Regions from separate parts of the Mus musculus genome. Here region 2 is linked to region 1. A link is a contact called in ENCODE POLR2A ChIA-PET data. All regions are on one chromosome and are shown on one strand. Each heading gives the region's core, a stretch centred on a gene start or an enhancer-like site at or near the end of the contact. The rest is flanking DNA. Distances are from core to core; before and after follow the strand shown. Region 1 overlaps Pigl (phosphatidylinositol glycan anchor biosynthesis, class L). Region 2 holds the start of 2410006H16Rik (RIKEN cDNA 2410006H16 gene).

Region 1 (7,101 bases), core at 1,361-3,860:
TAAGATTGAGATCATCAGGAATTTAGGAGGCCCTACCCACCCCTGAGGATCTATAGAGGGTTAATGATTGATGGGGAGAGAGACATTTTCTCCAGTGGTGCAAGCACTGGCGAGGGGCCTGTGTTCCTATAAATAACCCATCACCCATGCTGCTGAAAACAACCCTAAGTAAACTCACTGGGTCAAACACACAAACAAAAGGAGAAGAAAAAAAGAAAGACGTGGATAAGGAGGGCCAGCTGGGAAGAGAGAGAGAAGCAGTAGGAGGGGAGGGGTCACAAGGGAGTGCTATGGGGGCTGATGACCATGAAGGGACATTGTATACATTTTTGAGAATGTCAAAATGAAACCCATTACTATGTAAACTAATATATGCCAGGAAAAACATAAAAACCTTAAAGAGGGTTAAAAGCTGAATCAGACTCAGAAGACTGAGGCAGGAAGTCAAGTTTGAGATCGGCCTGGGTTAAAAAAGAGAAAAGATCATTTAAGGAAAACAGGCAAAATTACAAGGAAGGAATGCAAAATATCAAAATATAATGCATTTTTAGGATTCTCAGAAAGAATGCAAGAAATGCAAAATAAAAGCAAGATGCTTGTGGAGAAGGGCACAGGCAGAGTTCAAATGGCTTCCGTGAGTCTGACCCTAGACTTCTAGAAAATTCCGATAAGGAAATGGAGAAGCTTAAAGGCCGGTAGAGCAAGTAGAAATACCTAATCTATGCCGGGCGACGGAGGTGCATGCCTTTAATCCCAGCACTCCGGAGGCAGAGGCAGGCGGATTTCTGAGTTCGAGGCCAGCCTGGTCTATAAAGTGAGTTCCAGGAGAGCCAGGGCTACACAGAGAAACCCTGTCTCAGGGGAAAAAAAAAAAGAATTACCTAACCTACATTCACCTCCCTTACCAAAGGACTAGCAGTTCTACAGCTTCACCACCAGGGGGGCGATTTCTCTATCCTTGTGAACTTGAAAGTGAGGATCCACCCAAGACGTGGAATGTTAGTGTGTACACCAGAAAGAGCCCCCAGCCCCTAAACCTTTGCTTGTCACATAAAGAATAACTCATGTGAAAGAGGAATAGGAATATGAAAAGAAATTGAATTTTCACAACAAGGCAATAAAGTGGGAGGGCCTCCAAATGACAAGCTCCCAATAGATTGGAGCCTTGAGATAACCAAGTCTCAGCTTCCCAGAAAGCAGAGCCTACACTGAAGCCACCTCACTGTCACCTGGAGACAAGGACTGTGGAAGGCACAGAGGGAGGGATAGTGAGCCATAGAGGGAGGGAAGCTGGGAAGGAGGGTGGTTTTATTGATTTGATACATGGCTTATTAGATCCCATGGGTGTCTAAAAAGCTGTATGTACAGTACCTCCACACAGAGGGCAGGTTGTAGCCTGTTAGCTCTTCAGACTTCAAGGTGAGCTTACTTGGGTGCCCCAGGACTGAGATGTCATAGAAGCCCTGAGCTAGAAAGCAGGTGGTAGACTGAGCCTGAGCCATGGGCTTGTCAGACAACAGTGAGTATCTGGAGATAAGGGTGCCCGGGACCCCAAAACATCAGGGCAAGACTCAGAACAAATTCAGTGTTCACTTAGCTAACATGGACCAAGTACACACTTCTGTATCATACCCAAGGCAATAGCCAAACATGGATATAGGTCACTCTTTATGCTTAGGGCTGAGTGGAGCTGAGGTTTGGGATCTTGCAGGATGAAGGAATTTCCCAGGGAAAGGAGAGCCAAGAGGTCAGGGATTCCAAGCCAAGGAGGCAGTATGATGAGCTGGCGGCATGAGCAGCTAGCTGGCAGTGGTTGCTGAAGCGCACCGGCAGCTGGTGGAGCTGAGAGTGTCGCAGGCCTCTGAGGAGGACAAGGAGGTGGAGGTGGAGGAGGAGGAGGAGGAGGAGGAGGAGGAAGAGGAGGAGGAGGAGGAGGAGGATGGCCACCATCCAGGGGAGCAGAGGAAGACTGTGGCCAGGCCTTGTGTTTGACAAGCCCTTGAGAGCGGGAAGAGGGTGGACTTAGCAAACAGTGTTAGTGCTACAGGAAAATGCTCCCAGCTCCCGGCTCCACCCGGGACTGCTGTGTTCAGTAAACAAGCTCGCCTCAGCCTGTGACGCTTGCTTTTCTAATAGTGAAATATCCTCAAACTCTGACCTTCACACATTCTAGTGACTCGTCCTTACTGGTACTTTTACAGTCCCTCAGCAGTGCCATGCAAACACTCTGGAGAATCTGTGGTGCAGGAGACTCCTCCAGTCAGTACGTCTGAGAAGGGAGGCCCCTGGGCTCCACTAGCAAGAGGAGGTTTGCTTTGTCTTCTCTCAGACACAGCCTCTGCAGAAGCGACCAGGACCGGTGCTGCTGCAGAGCTCCAGCAGAGCTCCAGCAGGGTTAGGTAACGACTTAGCTCCCTGAGAACCAAGTCCTACTTTTGCACACTGCACTCTGAACTCTCATACAGATGGAAGTGGTTCAGACACCCTTATTTGGTCTTGTGGCTTGTTTAGCACAGTGCTGGCAGAATCTGCTGCCCCTCCTCCACCCACTTCAGGCACATTTCTAAACTTAATTACTTCCTTTGTCATCTAAAGTGGGTAAAGGTCAGTAGGGTTCAGTGTAACGGCTTTGGCAGGCCCAGGGCCTGGAAGCTTAGTTGGAGCCCAGCAGTTGGCCCGTCCTCACCAAGGGCTCATTTAGGGAGGCAGGGGCTGTCTCCCCATGCTGAGGCCATCCTGCAGCGTTCCTGCTGGAGCACAGGAGGACCAGGGAAGACAAGGGAAATGGATCTAAGCTAAAAGGTTGGACCCAACAGTTGAAAGCAGGGTTCAGTAACTTCTGTGGAGTAAGGGCAGTGGTTCTCAATTTGTGGGTCTCATCCCCTTTGGCGTTGAAGATGAGATATTGTGCATATCAGATATCTATGATTCTTTGTTGTTGTTTTCTTGAGACAGGGTTTCTCTATGAAGCCTTGGCTGTCCCAGAACTCACTCGGTAGACCAGGGTAGCCTTGAACTCACAAAAAATCTGCCTGCCTCTGCCTCCTGAGCACTATGATCAGAGTGTGTGCTACCACCACCTGACTAATTTGCATATTTCTAATGGCTAGTTATACATGTTTCTTAGCATTGCATGATAAATAACAGTGGCAAAGTTACAGTTGAAATAGCAACAAAATAATGTTCTGGTTGGGGTCCCCACACATGAGGAACTGTATTAAAGGGTCTCAGCATCAGGAAGGTGGAGAACCATGGCTCTAGAGTGAGACAAACCTAGAGGGGAAATAAAACAATGGAAAGAAGGACGAGGAGAAGGAAGAACATGCCCTGAGAGCGGAACAGTCAGCACCTTGATTAAATGTCCCAACAGACCCCTTTCTGCACAGGGCTTCCCTCTCCCAAGTGGAATCATAAAATGGCCTTTTCTTTTAGCCTTCGATGCAAAATGAGCCAGGAAATCACAAGTGTAGGTACTTGTAGGAAATATTTCCTTAATACTGTCCGCAGGTCACAGGGCCTTGTCCTTGCAGGTATGCTGAAGCTTCTACAGGCTGACGCAGGAGGGTTTATGACCACTTACCTTCTTCCAAGACACTAAAACAGAGGAAGAGCTGGGCGCGGTGGCCCACGCCTTTAATCCCAGCACTTAGGAGGCAGAGGCAGGTGAATTTCTGAGTTCAAGGCCAGCCTGGTCTACACAGAGAAATCCTGTCTAGAAAAAAACAAAAAACAAAAAAAACAAAGACAAAAAACAAAAACCAAAAACAGAGGAAGAAAAGGCCTGCTGGATACATGGGTTGTACCAATTAGTAGTTAGTTCAGCCTGGAACACTGGGGCCCTGTTTCTGTCTGTTCTACATACCTGTAAGTACTGCTGCTGCTTGTAGACTGGAGACCCTTGTGTGCTTTATGAAAGATGCCCAAACTCCTGTGGAGTCCTGTAGACCAGGCTGGCCTCATACTTGGAGATCCACCTGTCTCTGTCTCCCAAGTCCTGGGATTAAAGGCATGTGCCACCACTTTTTCTTTGGCATTTTGTAAAAGGTACCCAGAGGTTGCTGAGGCATTGTGAATCACAGTGCTGTACAGAAATCAGTAGTCTGTGCTTCTCCTTCTCAAAGACATCCTTCATATTGTTGCAACAAAGCTTGCAGCACTCTTATAGGAAATTTTACTTCATAGTTTGCCAGTGTGTTGTTTAGTGTGGTGTTGAGAACAGGCTGCAATCTGCTCTACGCTATTCCACAGTATATAAAACAGTGTTTTTTCTGGCCATGCTTTGTCCTAAGAGACTCCAACTTACAAGTAACTTTAGACTCAATTTTAAGGAAGGGGGATGAGAGCAGCCCCTGGGTGCACTAGCCAACCACTCTCTGTTAGGTTGAACCCATATAGCACAGGCTGCTAAGTATCTCTGGGAGAAGAAAGGAAGCCACCTTGGCCTGAGAGATGGGTCAGTGATTTAGAATATTGGCTGCTCTTTCAGAGGACCAGAGAGGTGTATTCCAAGCACTGACAAGGTGGTTCAAAACCCTTTATAACTCTAGTCCCAAGGGATCCCACATCCTCTTCTGCCCTCCACAGGAACTGCTTACAGGTGGTACACGGACATACATGCAGGCAAAACACCCATGTATATATTAAAACAAAACAAAACAAAAAGACCCCAAAACAAACAACAAAGAAACAAACAATTTAAAGGATACAAGGAAAGAATCCTCACTTGTTAAGTTTTAGTATTGAATACAAGATGGACTTTTTTTTATTTTATTTTATTTTATTTTGGTTTTTCGAGACAGGGTTTCTCTGTATTGCCCTGGCTGTCCTGGAACTCAGGCTGGAGACCAGGCTGGCCTCAAACTCAGAAATCTGCCTGCCTCTGCCTCCCGAGTGCTGGGATTAAAGGCGTGTGCCACCACGCCCGGCTGACATTTATTTTTTAAACAGGGGTGAATTGAGACAGTAGGGGCACATGGTTGTATTGAAATCATAACCAGGCCAAAGAACTTATCAGACATACCAGACTAAGGAAAAGTTTAACTCCCTCACCTGGACCCTACATGGACACCTAACACGGTGATAGCATGGCCTCACAATAAACCTGTCATCTGATTCCTGGTAAGTATCAAGGACTGACAGTGAGTTCGAGGCCAGCCTGTTCTGCAGAGCCAATTCCAGGTAGCCAGGGCTACACAGAGAAACCCTGTCTGGAAACAAGCAAGGGAGCAAGCAAGCAAGCACACAAGAACACTTCATCTCTGAGCTCTCAAGATCCAAAAGGCAGACTTGAAGCGTGACGTCCATTTCTGTCTTCATTCTGTGTCTATCTCCTTTACTTGGATTCTGCCCGGTTTCACAAGTAGGCACTCTAATAACTTATGGGGTTGAAGGGACTGGGTATGCACTTCAGTGGGAAAGCACATGTTCAGCAGTTACAAGATTCTAGATTTGGGGTAGGGCTGGGATAGGGGCAAGGGAGAGGGTATATCTAAGGATGGTTGATACAAAGAGGGTTTGCCCTAAGTTGATCAGACTCCCTTCAAAGCTGAAGGCTAGACTGAAGTGGAAACAGAGGTTGCCCTCCCTTCCCCGACAGGAACAATCATTGCATGTGAACTAGGTCAGTTTCCTAGGACTTACCAAGCACAACTAGGATACAGACGAGCCAATGACTAACCAGACCACAGTCTGAGACTGCTTTTTTATTCGTCTCCTCCATCTGTCCGATATGATCATAATGAAAATCAAGTTTCTTTCTGTCATGACTTTTCTTCCTTTCTTTCTTTCTTTCTTTCTTTCTTTCTTTCTTTCTTTCTTTCTTTCTTTCTTTCTTTCTTCCTTTCTTTGTTTTGTTTTGTTTTGTTTTGTTTTTTGTTTTTCGAGTATAGCCCTGACTGTCCTGGAACTCACTTTGTAGACCAGGCTGGCATCAAACTCAGAAATCCGCCCTGCCTCTGCCTCCCCAGTGCTGGGATTAAAGGCGTGCACCAACACGCCCTGCTTGTCTTGACTTTTCTATTGTTAGTGACCAGACCTAATTTGTTGGGGGTCTGCCTGAGTTGAAGAATACTTAGGAATATATAAAAACAGAAAAAAAAATCTTCTGAGAAGGTTGTGCTATCTTGTTTCAAATGGAGAAGAAAGGGGTAGTAGCTTAACCTCTGACTGCTTTATTTGCAAGGTGATGGTGGTGCACACCTTTGATCCCAACACTCAGGAGGCAGAAGCTGGAGCATCTCTGAGTTCAAGGCTAGTCTGGTCTACAGAGTAAGTTCCAGGACAGCCAGGGCTATAGTTAAAAATAGGGGCTCCTGTAGCCTGGCCTTAAACTTACTATGTAGATGAGAATGACGGCAAACTTTAACCCTCCTGCCCCTCTTCCCAGTGGCTGAAGTTAAGGTGCAGGTGTGTTATCTCCTTTACGCTCTGCTGGGGTTGGGACCAATGCTAGCTAGGCAAACACTCACACATGTCACCCATATCCTGGGTCTTCTTCCTCCTCCCTTCTTCCTCTCCTCCTCTCTTCCTCCCTCTTCCTCCTTTTTCTTTCTAGACAGGGTTTCTTTGTGTAGCTTTGGATGTCCTAGAACTAGATCTATAGGCAAGGCTGGCCTTGAACCCACAGAGATCCATCTGCCTCTGCCCCCTGAATGCTGAAATTAAATGTGTGTGGCACCATGCCCAGCTAAATTCTTCATTTTAATGAAACTAAAATTACAGTCACTTCAATGAAGAGGGTATATCTGATTTTTTTTTTAAGACAGGTTCTCATTTAGGACAGAGTGGCCTAGAGCTCTCCTGTTAACGAAGGGTGGCCTTGAACTGATCCTCCCACCTCTGTCATAAGCAATGAATTGACATGTTATACTACAAATTTTAGTTTCTTCAATTTTTATTTCTGATTTTTTTTTTTTCCCTAAGCAAGGTTTTTCTGTGTAGCTCGGATGTCTTGAAACTCAATCTGCAGACCAGGCTGGTCTCAACTCAGAGATCCACCTGTCTCTACCTCCTGAGTGCTTGGATTAAAGAAAGGCATGTACCACCACTGCCTGACCAATTTTTATTTTTTATTTTGACAAGCATTTAAAGTAAAGAAAATAG
Region 2 (7,101 bases), core at 2,658-5,157, 110 kb before region 1:
GGTCTGGGCTCCAGAACAAGGCCAGGGGCAGCAGATGGCAGGGAGAGGGAGAAGCTGAGAGCATCGATCCTCCAGCAGCTGTTGCTCCAGAAGCCCTCTCACCAACCTGCTGTCTTCAACTCTTGGAGGCAAGACAGATGTAGCTCAGGCCAAGTGATTAACAATGACAGCATTTCCTATAGGTGGCATTGTTGAACAACTTTGTTTAGTGTTCCTCATAACCCTATGATGTTGGTAGGTCCATATTTTTTTTAGGCAAGTGAAGCACAGACTGTAATTAACTAGGTAGAGTACAGGGTAGAAAACAAAGGAGTTAAGAGGGAACTGCAGGCATCATATAAAAACATAGGCTTGAAGAGTCACTGGAATGGCAGCCTCCAAGACCACGCTCTGCCTACTCTGCTCAGCTTGAAGCAGACACTGGGGATTCACAACCAAACAGGACCCCCCCCCCCCATCTCTCCATGGTGATAACCACTACTGCCTCCAGTAAAGACCTGCCTGGCTTGCTTAACCTGCTGGTTCCTTTTCTTTCAGCCTTAAGGCCCTCCTATCTGGGAATCCTCCAGACAACATGGTGGATCTGTCAGGCATTCCACTGACTTCAAGGGACCTCGAGCGAGTGACCAGCTACCTTCAGCGCTGTGGAGAACAGGTGGACAGCGTGGAGCTGGGCTTCACAGGCCTCACAGATGACATGGTTCTGCAGCTACTGCCAGCTCTCAGTACCCTGCCTCGTCTTACCACACTTGCCCTCAATGGCAACCGACTGACCCGGGCTCTGCTGAGGGACCTCACTGACACCCTGAAGGACCCCAGCAAATTCCCCAATGTCACATGGATTGACCTGGGCAACAATGTGGACATCTTCTCACTACCCCAGCCCTTTCTGCTCAGCCTCCGGAAGCGCTCTCCAAAACAGGGCCACCTACCAACCATCCTTGAGCTGGGTGAGGGGCCAGGTACTGGGGAAGAAGCCAGGGAAGGTACCGATCAGCAGGACCCTATAGGGAGTCCTGTGACACCTGCCAGGGGCCAGGAAAGTACAGAGTGTGTGATTCAGACATGACATCACAATAGGGGTCCTAACCAGTGAGTCCTTTCTGGACAGCCAAGACAGGTCAGGGTCCCTCTGATCAGGAGATGGTCTGGCCAGCCCTACCCAACTCTCACTAGGATGAGATCAGAGTACTAACCAGTTTGTCCTCAAACCCGACTCCCAGTACTTGCTCAAGGGGCTCGGATGTTTCCATTCAGCTGTCCTCCTAGACCAGTGCATCTGGACCAGAAGTTCTTTATTGGGCCCACTTACAATTTAGGCACAGGCACCTACTCTAAGACTCTAGGAGCATCTGCCTACTTCCCAAGGCCTTCTTAAAGGCAGTAAGTTTCAGAATACCAAGTGTGGAAAATCCAGTTTAAGCTGCAGACCTTTTAGGCAATCTTATCTATATAGGGCCTAGCTCCCTTATCCACCAACCAGCACAACTTTTTCTACCAGGTCCTCCCATAATCTAGTCCCTGTATTGGCTTTTCAAAAACTCACCTCTAGAACCAGTCCTACTTAGCAAAGAGGGAAAACTGGGTGTTCCTAACACCCTTAAACACTCCTAGTCCCCAACTCAAGCCCAAGAGAACTGTTCTGAATTAAGTGGTCAAAGTCTGAACTCATGGGGTTATGGGGAAGAACAGCCTTACAGGCCAGGTAAGCAAACAAGATGGCGTCTTTGCATGGCACTGCAGCCAAGAACAGGGATTGAGTGTGGGTGCCTTAAATGCTTTGGAATCTTTGCCCAAGTCCAGCTGTGCAAACAGCTGAGACTGCCCAGAAGTTTACAGTGCTGAAGCTGGACTGCCTAACACCTGACACTCTACTCTAATACATGTTTTCAAGGACCAATACGGACTGTGCTTTATTAGAGTGCTTTGATGGTTAGCTGTACACACAACTTAATTCATCCAAAACACTGGCAATCTGGTTTATAAACAAATGTTTATTTTTAAAAGGCATAGAAGATCCTGTGGTACAGACAGGATTACCAAATGTGCCCACCCAGAACAAAATTGGCAGACATGTCACTTAGGATATTTGCTTTCAGGCCGGCTGGAGACTCCTCTGGGAATATAGCCTGCAAAAGAGCTGAATTTCAGAATCACTCCTGCCTGGATCAATGGCATTTAGAACATTTAATGATATCTTCAGAAAACCATAGGCTCACCACTACCAATCTGCCGGTAATTCCAGCTATTTTAGGTGATATCATCATTTGATATCTCTCAGAGTAATAACAGATAGTCACTGTACAGACCAACTCACCTCTGCTGCTGCCAGCACAGATCTGCAGTCCTGCGTCCGTTCTGAGAACTTGAAAGGGGACACCCTAAAATGGATTGCAGAAAACAGGACATTATATATAACAGCCTTGCAAAATCAATGGCTGCCCTCCCACCCTGGCTTTTCTCTTTTGGATTTCTTTGTAGCCCTGGCTCACTACTGTAGACGAGGCTGGCCTGAACTCTGCCTGCCTCTTCTCAAGAAAGCTACAGTTCTTAACACATCCTAGACCTAAAAGGGAAGTATTTTTCAAATTACTAAAATACATTTACAACTAGCCAAACCAGCCCAACTGGGTTCAATTGTAAGACCACATTAACTGAAAATTTTAAGACCCAAGTTAATGGACTAGAAGGTCTAAGTTCTTAGAAGACCAGGTTTGACTGCCAGCACTAATTGTGGCTCACAACCACCTAAGTCCGGTGCCATTTTTTTCTAGCATCAAGACAGCAAACACACACAAAAATGGCTCTATAGGGGGCTGGAGATGGCTCTGTGGTTAAGAGCACCGACTGCTCTTCGGAAGGTCCGGAGTTCAAATCCCAGCAACCACATGGTGGCTCACAACCATCCGTAATGAGATCTGATGCCCTCTTCTGGTGCATCTGAAAACAGCTACAGCGTACTTAGATATGATAAATCTTAAAAAAAAAATGGCTCTACAGTAAGAGCTGTGCACTGTTGCCTTACTTAACCACCCCCATCAGCTACAACCAGTATTGAGTACAGGCAAAACTGATGCTCATACATGAACACTCTAGCTCAAATCAAAACGGTCTAAAATCCCAAGCTGAAAGCTTACCTCATGGGAGGCCACAGCTGTTGGCAATCTTCCACTCTTAAATCCCCAACCTAGAAGTACAGCAGTTGTTAAAAGTCCAGCCCAAGTTAAACCTAAACCCCAGCCACCGGTGTGGGCTTGACTGCAGTCAGCCAGGAGCAGTTATCGTCAGTTATCGACTCTGACGGCACTTCCTACTTAGTCATCTCATCACAGCAGTCAAGCTTTCTGCTGTCCTCCAACTAGTAGTTCCAGCCACTAAATGGAGACACGTCTTAAATTTATGTATGTGCCCACATGGGCCAGGGTATGTTGGGAGTCCCTGGAGCGAAAGCTACACAGCCTCTTGTCTATGAACCCCACCTGATACTCCAGAAACCCTTACCTCATGGTGGGATGATACTGCTCCTATTCCACGTTGTCAACGTCCCGTCTGAAAGGTTAGAAGAGTAAGAGTCATGAGGGGCAATTAGAACACTTGTGTTCAGCACTGGGTCGCCGAGGCTTAAACGACTGCAGTCAGCTAACTAGGGATGTCGTCAGTTGTCGCATCGGACGGCACTTCCTTTTTTTTCTAGTTTCATCATCATTGCAGCCGACACCCCGCCCACGCGCGGCGCCCCGCGATGCAGACCTCGACTTACCAGGCTCCCCTAGATCTGTGCAGCGCACAAGGCGGAGCTGAGAGGCTGGGCCCGGGCTCAGCATCGCTCCAGACCGTCACCAGCAGGCCACGGCGAAGGGACCAGCTCAACGAGCGAGAAGAGCACGATCCCATGATGGCCGCAGAGAAAGACGGCGCGTGAGCGCCCTCCTCTTAAGGGCTAGGAATAGACCACTCCTCACCCCAGGGAGGTGAGGGCGGCAAAGGCTCACGGGAACTTCCAGCGGCCCGCCTCGCGACCCAGGCCTCCCCCGTTCTGTTGAGCGAGTGGTCTCCCCCGCCCCGGGGGATTCTGGGTAGCGAAGAGCGCGCGAGCTCCAGCGCGCCTGCGTGTTGGGTTAAGCGCGGACTCGACATCCTTTCCGCGGTTTTCCGTCCTCGTTGTCTTCCCTGACTTATTAGTCCTTTGTGAACGTGTGTAGTGTGTGAAATGTGTAGTCAGACCTGACAGTGCAGGCCTGTAATCGTAATCGATTAGGAACCCGACGCAAGAATTCGAGTCCAGCCTGGGCAATTTAATGAGCCCCTGTCTCTATTTTAAATTTAAAAAAAAAAAAAAAAAAGCGGGCCTATATAATCTAACTGGGTGGTGGAGAGCCTGGCTCATCTACGCTAACACACACGAAACCGCGTTCAAAGACAAACGCTGTTACAAAAGTGTAATGATTGGGGCCGTTCTGCACCCCATTATTTTTACAACATATCCACGGAGTCTCTCAAGGCCCTATGCAGACGGCCCTCATCACATTCCTTAGAGAACTGTAGAATCAAGAAGAGCTCTTGATCCATTTCCATTGCCCCCTGCTCTTTCCACTTCTGACTGGAGAGACTTGCATCGGGCATAGGTAATAGAAAACTGCTAATGCTATGCCTTCAGTATATGAGTATGTTTGATTTTCTCAAGGGTTGGGGATGCAGTGTTTCCCTAGCAAACATGAAGTTCTGAGCTCCATCCCCAGCACCTCATAAACTGGACATTGTGACAAACTCCCAAGCTCTGGGTATGTGGAGGCAGCAGAATCAGAAGTTCAAGGTCATCTTCAGCTATGAGGTCAGCCTGGGATATGTGAACCTGAAGACTAGAGTAGGGTTCTTGTGAGTTCAAGACCAGCCTGGCCTACGGAATGAAATCCTGTCTCAAAACACCTCAGTGCAAAATCTGTTGAGCTAGTATATATGATATGCTGGGTTCTACCCAGCAACACACACATAAGTGCTTGCATGCACTTCTTATGCAAATAGGCTGAGGAGGCAACTCATTTTGACAGAACTAGACAGGTGGTCATGAGACTGCAATCTTGGTGGTCTGAGGAATAAACAGAATTTTGATGGAGGGAGGGAAGTCCAGGCCAAAACATTCTTAAAGGGAATAAGATAATTTCCCTTGGAGCCAAATATGCTTGACCATGGCCAGGAACACAAGATTCATGGGTCCCCAAATACCATGTTCTATATTGGAAGTGTCTTGGGTTTTTGTTTGCTTGGTTGGTTGGTTGGTTTTGGTTTGGTGCCGTTTTCGAGACAGGTGCTGTTTTCTGTGTAGCACTGGCGGTCCTGGAACTTGCTCTGTAGACTAGGCTGATCTTGAACCTGGAGATCTGCCTGCCTCTGCCTCTCGAGTGCTGGGATTACAGGCATGTGCCACCACCATTGCCTAACTTGTTACAGAACAAGGAAAGTCATTTGGTGGGGACCTCAATTGGCAAGTTACAGTAAAGATGAGGACTCTGTTGTAGGTTTCAGGTGCTGCCCAATGATGTTTTTAGCTTTTGAATGTGTGGAAATTAGTGGCCTGTCAAGAATAGTAATATAAGGTTTTCATAGTCACAAGGATGTTAACTCGGGGGCAAGGGATATGGATGGCTTCAAAGGGACCAAAAATAGTCCAAAATAATTTAGCTCTGGTTTGAACACTAATTTCAATCTTGAGTCATTTGGCCTTGAATCTTTAACAGAGGTGCAGCTCTCCCTTGCCCTCCCCCTTCTGGGAGTTTCAAGTTGCAGAAACATCTAGCAAACGCCAAGTCAAAGAGCCAAATATGAAGCCCTTCAGGCTTTGTGAATAATTAAGAAAAAGTACTAAGGACTTTTCATCAAACTCCCCTGAAAACAAAAGGAGTACAGGGTTGGGTGGGTCTGGAACTCATGGGCAAAAAAACAAAAAAAGAGCACAAGGCCGAGGATACTGCTCTCAGACCCAAAGAGTTCAGAGGTGGGCTTGCTTGTCTTATGTCAAGAAGGTCCTCTGGCTTTCCTGCAAAGAGTGGTAAAGAGAAGTGGGAAGCTGAAGCCCAGGTGAGTGAGAGCAACGATCCAGAGCTTCCAGAAGGAGACCGTGATCCTAGAGGTGGGACAGTGGCTTCATTTGTCTTGTGGAAGAGGACAGGAGTAGAATGAGGTGTGGCTGGTGAGGGTTTCTGAGCAGACTAGCCCCTGACCCAGGTTGGCTCTTAGAGACACATGCAAGTACGACCAGAGGCAACGTTCCAGTAATTTTTTTTTTTTTTTTTTTTTTTTTTTGGTTTTTCGAGACAGGGTTTCTCTTTATAGCTCTGGCTGTCCTGGAGCTCACTTTGTAGACCAGGCTGGCCTCGAACTCAGAAATCCACCTGCCTCTGCCTCCCAAGTGCTGGGATTAAAGGCATGCGCCACCACGCCCGGCCCAGTAACTTTTTAAAATAATACTTCTAGAAGACTTGGTTATGCAAAAAATATTTATATTTCCACCAAAATTCAGTAGCCTCGGGTGTGGCTGGCAAAATTCCCTACTCTACCCTGCCAGCCTGCTGCTGCCGCATCTGGACCGTCAGTGGGACTGGAGGACCTGAAGAGGCAGATGGTCTTCCTCTGAGGCACTGTTCTTCCCAGGTTTAGAGGTTGGGTTCTTTTTATAACCTGTAAATAGAACAAGGATCACTGTGACTTTGCCCTCCATGCATCCCCTGGAAGGAGGTGACAGGGAAACAGGAGGGCCACAGCCTTGAGAGCCCACCATGTTGTGGGTATAACAGCAAATCCTGGAACCTCACCTCCCTGCATCCCTCCTCCCAGAATCCCCTGACCCCTCCATGGACCACTCAGGGGTCTCCCCACAGAAACTCAAAGGTCCACAGATTTGACAGGCTCTGTCAGAAACCAGAGCCTCTGAGGCACACTGAGGAGCAGGGAAAACAAGTCAGGAAGCTCAAAGGAGAGAGGTGACCCTCCTTTGGGGTTGGGGGTGGATATGGATGGACACCCCGGGAAGATGAGAGCTCAGAGACACATAAAGAACAAAGAGTACTGCAGAGGGAATGGCTGTTGTGATGACAGAACTCTTGA

What was found. ChIA-PET counts read pairs that join two places held with the same protein, here RNA polymerase II (POLR2A).
Region 2: POLR2A ChIA-PET joins it to region 1 with 49 read pairs in embryonic stem cell. The contact joins the promoter of 2410006H16Rik here to the enhancer-like site in region 1. POLR2A ChIA-PET finds 5 or more read pairs at or near these places in 5 of 5 experiments (Patski and embryonic stem cell).

The regions. Positions count from the first base shown.
Region 1 is chr11:62,490,365-62,497,465 of GRCm38, reverse strand. The region is part of intron 2 of Pigl (phosphatidylinositol glycan anchor biosynthesis, class L); the gene reads right to left. Among named protein-coding and RNA genes, the nearest start is that of Pigl, 35 kb to the right of the region's middle. Within about 2 kb of position 2,610, at least 2 of the 3 ENCODE cell types and tissues checked have a DNase peak (open chromatin) inside an H3K27ac peak, as active enhancers do.
Region 2 is chr11:62,599,683-62,606,783 of GRCm38, reverse strand. It overlaps 2410006H16Rik (RIKEN cDNA 2410006H16 gene), which reads right to left and starts at 3,907. Exons shown (of 5, transcript NR_030738.1): 1 at 3,761-3,907; 2 at 3,502-3,549; 3 at 3,138-3,187; 4 at 2,318-2,381; 5 at 1,978-2,129. It overlaps Snord49b (small nucleolar RNA, C/D box 49B), which reads right to left and starts at 3,698; the gene lies at 3,636-3,698. Snord49a (small nucleolar RNA, C/D box 49A) reads right to left here and starts at 3,324; the gene lies at 3,263-3,324. Trpv2 (transient receptor potential cation channel, subfamily V, member 2) reads right to left here. Exons shown (of 15, transcript NM_001382489.1): 15 at 6,481-6,675. The coding sequence ends at 6,587. It also overlaps Lrrc75a and Snord65.